2 separate regions of the Homo sapiens genome follow, and region 2 is linked to region 1. A link is a contact called in ENCODE Hi-C data. All regions are on one chromosome and are shown on one strand. The core of a region is the stretch at or near the end of the contact, and the rest is flanking DNA. Distances in the headings are between cores, read along the strand shown.

Region 1 (6,962 bases), core at 2,981-5,480:
GACTTCATTAAAATTAAAAACTTCTACTTTTCAAAAGACCCTGTTAAAAGAATAAAAGACTAAGTTACAGATTGAGAGAAATCGCTCACAAACTGCATGTTCAAGAAAGTACAAGTATCTAAATTAAAAAAAAAATCAGAACTCAATAGTAAAAAGGAATAACCCAATTAGAAAATGGACAAAAGGCATTAAAAGTTCATATATGGCAAAAAAGCCCATGAAATGGTGTTCAGCATCATCAGATGTTAGGAAAATGGTGATTAAAACCATGAGGAGGTATCGATACACACCTGTCAGAGTCGATAAAATACAAAACAGTGACAGTGATGCAGGGCAGGCAAGCCCCCAAAATGGGACTTAGCCTGGGGAGATTCTTGGCTTCCCAGAAAAGGATTAAAGGGCAAGCTAGTGGACTTGTTAAACAGCAACTTTTACACCAACTTTTATTGAAGCAGCAGTGCATGGCAGCAGCAGAGGTACTGCTCGTTGCAGAGCAGGGATACCCCACAGGCAGTGTGTCCAGAGCAGCAGCTCAGAGGTAGTGCTGCACTCATATTTATACTCACTTTTAATTATATGCAAATTAAGGGGGCAGTTTATGCAGAAATTTCTAAGATGAGGGTGTCAGGTGGTTGCCATGGAAAGGGGTGGTAACTTCTGGATGTTGCCACGGCAATGGTAAACTGACATGGCACACTGAAGGGTGTGTCTTATGGAAAGCTACTTCTACCCTGGACCTGTTTTAGCCAGTCCTCAATTTGGTCCAGTGTCTGAGCCCTGCCACTGAAGTTGAATTCCACCTCCTGCCACAGTAACACCAACTGCTGGTGAGAATGCAGAGAAATTGCACCACTCATACATTGCTAGGGGGGATCATAAAATGGTACAACCACCCTGGAAAATAGTTTGGTAGGTTCTTTAAGAAAAACTAAACATGAAACTACCATATGATCCAGCAATTATACTCTTGGGAATTTATCTTGGAGAAATTAAAATTTATGTTCACACAAAAAACATGTTCATATAAATGTTAATAACAGCTTTAATCATAATAACACCAAACTAGAAAAAACCCAGATGACTTTTCATGGGTGAATGGTTAAACTCTGCTACAGCTGTACTATGAAATACTACTTAGCAATAAAAAGGAACAAAATATTGATACATGAAACAACCTGGATGAATATTCAGAGAGTTATACTGAGTGAAACAAAAAAAATTCTGAAGTATTATATATTGTATGGTTTTATTTACTTAACATTCTTGAAATGACAAAATTATAGAAATGGATGACAGATGGTGGTCGTGAAGGGCTGAGGAGGGACTAGGGATGGAAGGAAGTAGATGTGGCTATACAAAAAGTCCTCATTAGGGGTCCCTGGGTGATGGAAATGCCTTGCATCCTGACCGCATCAATGTCAATATCCTCGTGTAATATTGTACTATCATTTTGCAAGATGCTACTTTTAAGTGAAATTAAGTAAAGGACACACAGGATCTCTCTGTATTATTTCTTACAATTGCATGTGAACCTATAATTATTTCAAAATAAAATTTAATGTAAAAAATAATTAGAATGGCTAAAATGAAAACGATGGAAAATACCAAGGAGTGGCAAAAATGTGGAGTAATGGCATTCTTATGCAGTCCCAGAGAAACGGTAATGTATCTTTCTGTACAGTCAATTGACATTTCTCTAAGGTTAATTAACACGGGTATCACACCTTGTTAAATGTTTGGCAGTGTCTATGAAGTGGAAATGTACAAACTAGCAATTTGCTTCTAGATGCACACCCACCAGGGATGTGTTCACATGTGCCTAGAAGACTGTAGATATCTGAACATGCAAAACCCCCAATGCTCCATCATAGGAGAATGAATGAATTGCCAACAGTATATTTGCCAGTGAATACTAGACAGCATGAGAATGAACAATCAACATTCACACGACACAAAATGCATGAATCGTAGATATATTATTGGGCTAAAGAAGCCAAACACAAGAGAGCACATTTGCGTAGTCCCATGTTCATAGGACTTGAAGATCAACTGTTGAAATTAATCACTGTGGAGAGAAGTGAGGATACCCCTTGGAGGGGCAGTTCCTGGAAGAGACACAAGGGGACTTGAAGCAGCTGATATCATTTTTTTCCTTTATCCTTCTGGTGTAACCTGAATGCGTTCACTTTGTTCACATCAGGCTCACTCTGGATTTTGCACTTTCCTGTGTACATCTTACACTCCACAAAAAATTAGAACCCCAAATGAGGTATGCATCAGGAAAAGCAGCATGATTGTGAGTTACTTTGTGAAGAGGAAAGTCAGGACACCCCGCATTTTTCCACTGTGAGCTTGGCTGCCACATGCAGGAGCATGGGAAGTGCTGTGGAAATTTGCCCCTCCAGATTCACCAGGGCTCTGCCCTTCCTCAGCCTCATTGCTTTGGGACTTTCCGTCCTGGCGACCACCCCACTTGGAACTTGCACTGACCTCATGGCTGCTCTTTCTGTCATTATTCTAAACATTTTAAAGTAATTTTCTGAGGTTATGTGTGGACAATTCATTCATTCCCCAAATGTGGGCTGAGGATCTGCATATCTTGTGCCACACATCGTGCAAGGCCCAGATGGTAAGAAGATGAACAAGACTAAGCTCCTGCCATTGTAATACACACAGCTAGTGAGAAACACACCGCAACAGCCATGTGTGGAAGAACGGAGGGTGGCCCATGTGCTCTGGGCGTGGAGGCTGGTGTAAGCGCCTGGAGAGGTCTGGGGATGAGCCATTGGAGGGGGTCTTGATGATTGATGGGTGCTAGACAGGGCCATTCCTGCATGGTGACCTATCCATGTAGGAGTGGGCTGGAGACTTCAGAGGAGTGAGTCCATGGCAGCAGGTTAAGAAAATAGACTGAAATAGCCTTCCATCCCTACTGTCTCACAGCAAAAAGGCTCCTTCCACCCTGGGAGGCTTGCTTCCTTCTGGTGTGTTTGTGCTTGCACATGGTTGCATTTATTTCCCTTTCACTCTCAAATGCCAGGTGCAGCCTCCTGCCAGGGCTACTGCTGAGTGAGCTTGTGATGGAAAAGGTTAGAGGCTTCAGGCTGAGAAGAGCAGCCAACCTTTTCATGGAGGGCCACACTGTGGCCTCAGAGATCTTCTCTCCCAGCCTCTGCCTCCCAGGAGAATGGCTCCTTGAGGACCCCAGGCCTTGGGTCAAAAGCCAGCTATATGAAGCACATTCCTGGGAGGCCAGGCGCTGAGGCACCAGGGGCCAGGAGGAGACAGTGATGAGGCAGTGGGTACCGAAAGCACTTGGGAAGGTTGCAAAGGCAGACTGACTTGACTTTGCATTGCTGCTCTGTCCAATCACGAATGGCCAAGAGCTATCCTACTGATATTCCCTGTTTTTTTGTTTGTTTGTAAGATGATGGCATGAAGGATTAGTGGTGGAGAATCATATTTGCTCAACCAATGTGTTGATTACCATGGTTCTTCCTGCCCACCGCAGGCCAGGCCCTATGCCCTGCAGTAATCCTGCTTCCTGGGGCTTTCTAATCCCTTTATCTTTTTTTATATTTGAGGCTCTGTTGCCAGGCCTAGTAGAGGCAACCTTATACTCTCGTGATTCCAAATGGCTCTAGGCTACTGGAGAAACCCTGGAAACCACACACAACTTTCCAGGTGTTAAAGAAAAAAATATCCAATGGCATTAGTTAAAGCACAGTAAGGAAGACTTTGTTTGGGACTGCCATGGCAGGCACAGGGATAATAGCAAAGGATCTTGCAGCGAGGGAGAGAGACTGGGCTCAACTCTGAAAACAGCATAGGCAAGTGGAAATTTATAGCCAAGGACCAGGGGGAGGGGTCAGTGGATGGGCAATTACTAAGAGGCTACTTTAGGGGTACAGGGATTCTGGCTAAGCCACCTCACAGGATTCCTGCTGAAGGTAGGTCGGGGTGATAGGTCATCATGGGGGATGGTGGAGCATGGTGAGCCTGATCAGATATCACCGAGGGGGATCAGATATCAGGGGCGGGGAGTTCTCGCTAAATTGACAAAGCAGGGATTGCTAAAACAGATGTCACAAGGAAGTGTAGGAGAAGGTTCAGAAGCCCTAGGAGAAGGTTCAGAAAACTGACTAAAGTTTGGTCAAGCAGAGAATCTTTGTCATAGGTGATCATCCAAACCAAGGACTCAAATCTGTTTGATCACATCCTGCTATGATGAAACACACTCCATGTGTCTACTTAGTGCTTTATAAATGATGGCCACAAACTCCTGTACCCTGCATACCTTGTACTCAATACCTTGTGAAATATGCATTACAATAAAATATTTAAAAGGTTGAGATAAAAATAAAAGCATGTTTTATTACTTTGTTTACCCTGATGGATCAACTTGAGAACACTGCCTTGGAGTATTCTTTTGGGTGTTCTTGGCACCCAAGCCAATTGGCTGGACCTGCAGGCAGCCTCACGGAAGTGAGTGTGGGAGGCCAGAGACTGACCATGCTGCAGGCCTGGTTCAGATCTTCTCTCTGGGGCCTGAGTTTATTTGGTTTCCTTCTTTTCATTTTTTTTTTTTTTGGTTCATTTCTTTTGTTTGTTTTCCATTCTAGACAAGCTCTGAAATGAAACAATACCAGGCCAGTACTATATCCCCGGGAAATGTCAAAATGAAAAATGATCTCCTCTCAAGCTTTTCTTTTCCAGGCAAAATAAGCTCCCTTATTCTGAAACGTCCTCACTTCTCCACCCTGTGAAAAGTCACAGGGTGGAAAGTAACAGTCCAGTTTCTCATCGATGACGCTTCCTGGAAGGAACTGTGCCCTGGGTCTGCTTTGGGCCTAGACTGTGCTTAGAGAAAAAAGGCCAAGTTTATAACATGTTGCTCCTTTGTTTTCCTGCCCCACCCCTAATTCCTCCATCTCTAGCAAGCAGGAGATGAGGTGAGGAAGCCTAAAAATTAGCATTTTGTTTTCTGCTGACATGGTGGCTGATTGTGTGTTTTTTAGACACAGTTATTCAGCTGAAGTCATGGAATATTGACACATGGGGCAAGCTTCGTGCAAGAGTTTCACCTCTCTGACTGTGCCGATAAGGGTATATGTTAACACTCATTCATATCACATTTGTTTTCCTGAAACTCAAGGAAAATTAAAGTATCAGAAATCAAAACTTTCCTATGAACTGCACAGCCTATAATCTCCCAACTGGGGCAGAGGAAATTGTGAGCGCTCAAATCCAAACCAGGCAGTGCTCGCTGGGTGTCCAGGCAGGGTTGGTTCTAGAAGCATGAGCTGGTCTCGGAGGGCAACTTTGTGCAAAGTCCTTTCAACATGGGAGAAAAACTAGCACATATACAAATGCAATATTGGAAATTACTTTCTATCTTTATCCTGTCTTGTCTTTATTTGTGAAATGCTGAAAAACACAAAAAAGTAAGACAATCATAATCCCAGCCAACCCTCAGTGGGGAGCAACTTATCAGGAGTGCATTTATTTTGCTTTTCCTGAAGCCTTCAGTGTCCTGGAATCTAATATTGAAATCCTAACCCTTCATTCAACAAGGAAACGACCCTGATGAATTCCAGCAGCAGGGGGCACCAGAGCCCCAGCCGCGGGCAGGCGCACCTCAGCAGTACTGCTGAGTGGGTTCCAGGCCACCACAATAAAGAGAATCCCACAGGATTTATTTTTGTTTCTCAGTGCATATAAAAGATATGTTTACATTACATTGTAGTCTACGTGGTGTGCAATCACATTTTTCTAAAAAAACAATGTATATATCTTAATTTAAAAATACTTTATTGCTAAAAAATTGCTAACAATTATCTGGGCCTTGAGCAAGTCATAATCTTTGCTGGTGGAGGGTCTTGCCTCAGTGTTGATGGCTGCTGACTCATCAGGGTGGTGGGTGCTGAAGGTTGGGATGGCTGTGACGATTTCTTAAAAGACGACAGTGAAGTTTGCCACATCAGTTGACTCCTTTCAGAAAAGATTTCTCTGTAGCATGTGATGCTGTTTGATAACATTTCAATAGCATCTACCTACAGTAGAACTTCTTACAAAATTGAAGTTAATCCTCTCAAACCCTGCCACTGCTTTATCAGCTGAGTTTATGGAATGTCCTGAATCCTTTGTTGTCATTTCAACAATGTTCACAGCATCTTCACCAGGAATAGTTTGCATTTCAAGAAACTATTATTTGTTCATTCCTAAAATGAAACTCCTCATCTATTCAAGTTTTATCATGAGATTGTAACAATTGAGTGCATTTTCAGAGTCCATTTCTAATTCTAGTTGTCTTATTATTCCCAGCACTTCTGCAGTGACTTGCTCCACTGAAATCTTGAATCCCTCAAAGTCATCCATGAAGTTTGAAACCAACTTCTTCCAATCTCCCGTGAATATTGTTATTTCCATCTCCTCCCCTGAGTCATGAATGTTCTGAATAGCATCTAAAACGATGAATCATTTCCAGAAGGTTTTTAACTTACTTTGCCCAGATGCATCTAAAGAATCACTACCTATGGCAGCTGTAGCCTTACAAAATGTATTTCTTAAATAATAAGACTTGAAAGTTGAAGTCAGTTTTTGACTGTAAAATAGGTTGTGTTAGCAGGCAAGGAAACAGCATTAATCTCCATCTCCATCAAAGCTTTTGGGTGACCAGGGTCTCTGATCAATGGGCAGTAACAGTTTGAAAGGAATTTTATTTTTTTCTGAGCAGGAGGTCTCAAAAGTATACTTCAAATTTTTAGTAGGTGATTCTGTAAACAGATGTGCTGTCATCCAGGCTTTGCTGTTTCATTTATAAAGCATTGGTGGAGTAGAGTTAGCATCGTTCTTAAAGGCCTTAGGATTTTTCCGAATGGTAAATGAGCATTGGCTTCAACTTAAAGTCACCAGCAGCATTAGCCCCTAACAAGAGAGTCAGCCTGTTCTTTGAAGCTTTG
Region 2 (6,962 bases), core at 3,445-5,944, 180 kb after region 1:
GGACGAGCCTCCACCCTGGCCTCTCCGCAGGCCTCAGCAGCCCCTCCCACAGGCAGAAGGGTTGACACTGGGTTCTGCCCTCACTGCAAGAGCTGCAAGTGCCACGTGGTGTCCTGCCCAATCTGGTGTCTGCAGGTGAGGAAAGGGCTGCCGCTGGCCTGTTTCTGAGTGTTCAGCACCTAAGGGTGACAGCACTGTCTGTCCCTACCCTCCGGGTCCTGTTTGAAAATCAAACCCATGCTCACAGGCCGATTTTTTTTCTTTTAGAGACAGGGTCTCAGTTTGTCACCCAAGCTGGAGTGCAGTGGTGCGATTATAGCTCAATGCAGCCTCCAATTCCCGGACTCAAGGGACCTTCCTGCCTCAGCCTGCCAAGTAGCTTGGACTATAGCTGTGTGTTTTATTATTATTTTGTAGACATGGGGTCTGGCTATGTTGTCCAGGCTATTCTCAAAATTCCCGGCCTCAAGCAATCCTCCCGCCTCAGCCTCTCAAAGGTTGGGATTACAGGTGTGAGGCAAGGCACCCAGCTCAGCCACAGAGCCCTATTGCATCTCTCTTACTAGGAGCAAGAGCTGACTGCCCCCTCATCCCCATTCCAGAGTGTTGGGGCTGTGTTCAGCTGAGGCCGGGACACTGGCACGGCCCAGGGAGCGGGATCATTCACTGCTGCCCCAAATCTGAGATCATTCCACCTTGACAAGACTTCCTCATCCAATCCCTTTACTTGACAGCTGGGGAAACCAATGCGCACGGAGCACCCCCAGCTCACTTGGGGTCTCAGAGCTCATCCATGAGCAGAGGCTGAGATCCTGGGATCTTGTCCCCCAGCCTCCCTGCAAGCTTACTCCCTTTCTGCTGGAAGAGATGGGGCCGGACCTCGACCAGCAGCCCTGGCCTGGACATGACTGTGCTCATGCAGGTATTGAGGCCAAGATGCCCCGGCATCATATGTTTTTCTTTTCTTTTTTTTTTTTTTTGAGATGATGTCTCACTCTGTCACCCAAGCTGGAGTGCAGTGGCATGATATTGGCTCACTGCAACCTTTGCCTCCCAGTTAAAGTGATTCTCCTGCCTCAGCCTTCCAAGTAGCTGGGCCTACAGGCTTGTACCACCATGCCTGACTAATTTTTGTATTTTTACTAGAGACGGGGTTTCCCCATGTTGGCCAGGCTCGTGTCGAACTCCTGACCTCAGGTAATCCACCTGCCTTGGCCTCCCAAAATGCTAGGATTACAGGCATGAGCCATGGCATCACTTAAATGTAGTGAGAGGCCAGGTATGGTGACTCATGCCTGTAATCCCAGTACTTTGAGAGGACGAGGCTGTCCGATCACCTAAGGTCAGGAGTTCGAGACCAGCCTGGCCAACATGGTGAAACTGTGTCTCTACAAAAAGATAGAAAAAAATATCCCTGCATGGTGGTGAGTACCTGTAGTCCCAGTTACTCAGGAGGCTGAGGCATGAGAATCGCTTAAACCTCGGAGGCGGAGGCTGCAGTGAGCTGAGATGGCGCCACTGCACTCCAGCCTGGGTGACAGAGCAAGACTTTGTCTCTAAATAATTAAATAAATAAATATGGCCGAGCATGGTGCCTTAGACCTGTAGTCCCAACACTTTGCGAGGCTGAGGCAGGTGGCTCATGAGGTCAGGAGCCCGAGACCAGCCTGGCCAAGATGGTGAAACACTGTCTCTACTAAAAATACAAAAATTAGCCAGCTGTGGTGGCAGGCACCTGTAATCCCAGCTACTTGGGACACTGAGGCAGGAGAATCGCTTGAAACTGGAAGTCAGAGGTTGCAGGGAGCCGAGATTGCACCACTGCAGTCTAGCCTGGGCGATGGAGCAAGACTCCATCTCAAATAAATAAATTAATAAATACAGAGCAAGATTCCATCTTAAATAAATAAATAAACATACACCTGTAATCCTAGCACTTCGGGAGGCTAAGACAGGTCGATCACCTGAGGTCAGGAGTTCGAGACCAGCCTGACCAATATGGCAAAACTCCATCTCTACTAAAATTACAAAAATTAGCCGGGCGTTTTGACATGTGCCTGTAGTCCCAGCTACTTGGGAGGCTGAGACAGGAGAATTGCTTGAACCCAGGAGGTGGAGGTTGCAGTGAGCCGAGATCTCGGCTGCACTTCAGCCTGGGTGACAGAGTGAGACTCTGTCTCAAAAGGAATAAATAAAATACAAAATAAAAAAAAAATGTAGTAAGATTGCAGAGTCGTGCCGCGGAAGCGTGCTGGTCCTATCCATGTAGTGAAGGCTGATTTCATACACAAATGTCACAAGAACTTTTTTTTCTTTTTCTTTTTTTTTGAGACGGAGTCTCGCTCTGCCACCCAGGCTGGAGTGCAGTGGCACAATCTCAGCTCACTGCAAGCTCTGCCTCCCGGGTTTATGCCGTTCTCCTGCCTCAGCCTCCCGAGTAGCTGGGACTACAGGCCTGTGCAGCAGATGCTGGGGGGCCACTAGGCCCAGGCAGTCTTGGGACTTGTGTCTCTCCTGCTGTGCATCCATACTGGGTGCTTTAGAAATGGCAGGCAGACCAGAAGCCCCTGTTGCAAGTGAGGACAAAGTGTGGGAAGGCCATGAGGGTCTGCAGTCCTAGATGGCCTTGTCCTCAACCTGCAGTGCACTCTTGATGCGCTGGAATGCCACCTCCTTCTCCCGGTCCAGGTCTTCAGCAGTGACCCGGTACCCCAGCTCTAAGGGAGGAGGCAGCATCAAAGGCTCCCCTCGCCTGCGTGGCAGCAGGGGAAACTTGTGTCTACAGGGCCTAGAGGCCTGGGATCTGGGGAAGCCACCCCTGGGGGCGAGTGTCTGCCCTGGTGCTGTATCTGCCGTCTTTTCACAATGGGTGTGACCCGAAGAGACAGCCTGAGGTCCGTCCTCACTCACTGTGTTTGAGGAACTGAGGGTCAGCTGGCAGTGGGATGAGGCTGGCCCCCTCCTCCGCTTTCGTTCCGGGAGGCCTCCCGTAGAGCTGTAGGAGCTGGAGATGGCCTTTCGTTTGGGGCACGAGCTGGTCCGGGAGGTCTGGGATCTCTGGTTCTGACCTCTGGGCACCTGCTGCAGCTGTGGCTGAGGCCCAGAAATGTGAAGGGCCTCTATCCACTCTAGTAGTGACCCCAACGTGGGGTTCAATGTGGAGGGGGGAGGGGCTGCTGCGGCTGCAGGAGCAGAAGTGCCAGGGCTTGTTCTTCTCATGCCCGCATCCATGCTTGCAGCTGGGAAGGGGGCAGGAATCAGCGAGGTGACCTGGGCTGAGTCCTGGGAGTGGGAAGAGGTGGCAGGAAGGGGATCTGAGGAGGAGAACAGGGGGCCTGGTGGTCTGTGCTTCTTCCCAGACATGGGAGCTGTAGAGGGGACCTCTGCAGCAGGTGCTAGGGGGGCCAGTAGGCCCAGGCAGTCTTGGGACTTGTGTCTCTCCTGCTGTGCATCCATACTGGGTGCTTTAGAAACGGCAGGCAGACCAGAAGTCCCTGTTGCAAGTGAGGACAAAGTGTGGGAAGGCCGTGAGAGTCTGCAGTCCGAGATGGCCTTGTCCTCAACCTGCAGTGCACTATTGATGCGCTGGAATGCTGCCTCCTTCTCCCGGTCCAGGTCTTCAACAGTGACCCGGTACCCCAGCTCTAAGGGAGGTGGCAGCATCAAAGGCTCCCCTCGCCTGCATGGCAGCAGGGGAAACTTGTGTATACTGGGCCTAGAGGCCTCGGATATGGAGGAGTCATTCCTGAGGGTGAGTGTCTGCCCTGGTGCTATATCTGCTGCCTTTTCACACTGGGTGTGACCCGAAGAGACAGCCTGAAGCCTGTCCTCACCCACTGTCTTTGAGGAACTGAGGGTCAGCTGGCTGTGGGATGAGGCTGGTCCCCTCCTCCGCTTTAGCCCCGGCAAGCCTCCCGTGGAGCTGCAGGAGCTGGAGATGGCATTTCGTTTGGTGCAGGAGCTCGTCCAGGAGGTCTGGGATGTCTGGTTATATCTGATTTCTCACCTCTGGGTATGGAGGTCTGTCTGCAGAGGCCCGGGCCCGGGCACAAAGGGAGAGAGAGGCCTCCATTGTCCCGCAGGGGCCGAAATGCAGACCGTGCATCCCCGGTGACCTCGGGGACCCTTCTCTGATCATCAGGATTCTCTTGGACTCTAGGGTCCTTGTCCTGCTCAGGCATCCCTGCCCCGCTCTCCTTGAGGGCCCTCAACACTGTCTTCCCTGGACACAAGTCTGGGGACAGCCGGGTGTTTTGGACACCAAAGGGGTGACTCCCGGCTCCTGGGCCCCACAGAGAGTCCTTGTGCTCAGTGGAGTGGCTGAGCTGGAGGACGCCCTGGAACTCAGAGCACACAGCACTGGCTTGCTGTGGTACCTGTGCAATCAAATTGAAAGCAGGATCCCAGGAAGGAACGCAGGGCTTGCAGGATCACGGAAAACCTTCTTAGAGTTGTCTTGACACCACTGATGTCAAGTGTCCGGGTGCTTGTAGGATGGCCTGCCACTCAGTCCACAGGCAGGAGCAACGGGGAGATCCCACAAGCAAAGTGAACTGGGGGATGGGCTGAACCGGCTCCAGGCAACTGAGCCCTACTGGCAGGTCCTAGGCCTGGGCCCGAACAGGAAGGAGGGGCACAGAGTGCCCAGGTAACCGCTCCTGGGAGCCCTGGGGAACCGTCGGTTGCTTGAACTCTCGAGAGCTGGGCTCTGCGTCCTCGTCCAGCCGCCAACTCGGCCAAAGGCGAAGCCAGCAGTTTCTTCTGCTGCCGGGCAACGCGCCTTTTAAACCTGAGGGAGTGGGCGCGTGAGCACTTAATGGCGCCGGTGACAGAGTGAGCTTAACGGATTAATAAGCGCAGCCAGGTACCCGCGCAAGGCACTTGCTGGCAATGGCGGGAGGCGGACGTGGGGGGTCATGCAATAGGTACTGGAAGGAGAGACACGGGCACAAAGGTCGCGGGAGGAACAGGTGCCCACAATGGCGGCAGATCTGCCCGTGGATCACTGAAGATTCCTGCTCTCCTGCTGAGGTGGAGATTGCAGTGAGCTGAGATCGCGCCATTGCACTCCAGCCTGGGCAACAAGTGCAAAACTCAGTCTCCAAATAAAGAAAAAGAAAAAAAAGAGGCCGGGCGTGGTGGCTTATGCCTATAATCCTAGCACTTTGGGAGGTCGGAGCGGACGGATCACGAGCTCAGGAGTTGGAGACCAGCCTGGCCAACATAGCGAAACCCCGTCTCTAGTAAAAATACAAATTTAGTCAGACATGGTGGCATGCGCCTGTAGTCCCAGCTACTCCGGCGGTTGAGACACAAGAATCACTTGAACCCGGGGGTGGGGAAGGGATTGTGATGTGCCGAGATCACGCCACTGCACTCCAGCCTGGGCAACAGAGCCAGACTCTTTTTTTTTTTTTTTTTTTTTTTGAGATGGAGTCTCCCTCTGTCGCCCAGCCTGGATTCCAGTGGCCTGATCTCGGCTCACCGCAAGCTCCGCCTACCGGGTTCACGCCATTCTCCTGCCTCAGCCTCTGGAGTTGGGACTACAGGCGCCCGCCACCACACCCGGCTAATTTTTTGTATTTTTAGTAGAGACGGGGTTTCACTGTGTTAGCCAGGATGGTCTCGATCTCCTGACGTCGTGATCCGCCCTCCCAAAGTGCTGGGATTACAGGCCTCGGCCTCCCAAAGTGCTGGGATTACAGCCGTGAGCCACCGCGCCCGGTGTTGAAACTCCCTTGAGGCATTTTCTTCGGCCTTCGGGTCCATCCTCTCTGTCTCCTCCTTGACCTCCTCATCTCCTCCTCGCCACTGCCTTGGGGACCTTGGCCAGGCTCATGGCATCCAGCAGCCACTCAATGTCAATACCTCCATGTTCATCTCTCAGCCCGCCCTTGCCCGTGAACCCATGCTTATTTATTTATTTTTTTTATACGTGCACCCATGCTCTTCAGGTCTGATGAAGTATCCAAAATCAAGCTCCTGACCATCCCCAAACCTGCCCCTTCTGCAGAGTTTACCTCGCTAGTCGGCGCCATCCTTGATTCTTCTCTTTCTCCCACCCAGGCCATCATCTCTTGCCTGGTTGATACCCACAGCCTCCCCTTTGGACTTTATCCTTATCCCCGTCATAGCTGCCAGAGGGACCCTGTGAAAACACTCCCCAGCCTGCTCATTCCTCTGCCCTAAGCCTGCATGGCACAGAGCAAAAGCCAGTTGTTATGGGACCTAGGATGTCCTGTGGGATGGGCCCCAGCCTGCATCTTCAGCCTTTTCTCCCCACCCCACTCCATTCACTCTCTGCCTATCGCTCACCAGCCTATACCACCTGCCTCAGGGCCTTTGCACTGACCATTTAGGCCACATTCCAGGCTCTTTTCACACATTGCCTCCTCTGAGAAGCTCTCCCTAACCACTCTGCCCATACCTCATGCCTCTTGATTCCCCTTACCTGGCTTGTGGTTTCAGCACTTTCGCTGTGTGTGTTTGTTTTTCTTGGCATGAGGGCAGGACCTAAGTGTCTGTTTCCTATTGATTCCCCAGTGCCAGGCATGCAGTGCAAACTCTAGAAATATTTTTTGCATGAAGGAATGAGTGATTGAATGCAGCAAGGGTCTGGAGGCTGAGGACCAGGCAGACAAACATTCAGAGTTGCTGGAATGCGACAGAGACAGGGAGTCAGACTGGTCATGCAAGGTCCTGGGCCTGCCCTTGGGTCCTGGGGAGCCACGGAAGGTTGTGGGTGCCAGAGGGTTGTGGTCAGAGCCACAGTCAGGGGCCTTCTGAGACCTGTGCCCCCTCCCCACCCTCCCTCCCCACCTCCCTAGGCCAGCTCTGGGGTCTCGGCAGGTGGTCCGCGACATGACCTCCGAGTTCTTCTCTGCCCAGCTCCGGGCCCAGATCTCTGACGACACCACTCACCCGATCTCCTACTACAAGCCCGAGTTCTACATGCCGGATGA

The links. Hi-C counts contacts between places; a loop is a spot of excess contacts on that map. Pooled maps may share reads with other maps.
Region 2: a loop to region 1 is called in a pooled map, with 2.7 times the contacts of the local background. The contact joins the promoter of GGTLC1 here to the enhancer-like site in region 1. A Hi-C loop is called at or near these places in 3 of 168 maps with a recorded cell type or tissue (Caco-2, endothelial cell of umbilical vein and mammary epithelial cell), 1 of 37 single-sample maps with no recorded cell type and 9 of 50 pooled maps.

The regions. Positions count from the first base shown.
Region 1 is chr20:24,163,204-24,170,165 of GRCh38, reverse strand. No RefSeq gene overlaps it. Among named protein-coding and RNA genes, the nearest start is that of LINC01721, 33 kb to the left of the region's middle. RefSeq lists an enhancer at 5,439-5,733. Within about 2 kb of position 4,230, at least 2 of the 41 ENCODE cell types and tissues checked have a DNase peak (open chromatin) inside an H3K27ac peak, as active enhancers do.
Region 2 is chr20:23,986,511-23,993,472 of GRCh38, reverse strand. GGTLC1 (gamma-glutamyltransferase light chain 1) reads left to right here and starts at 4,694. Exons shown (of 6, transcript NM_178311.3): 1 at 4,694-4,864; 2 at 6,828-6,962. The coding sequence starts at 6,862. It also overlaps the pseudogene POM121L3P.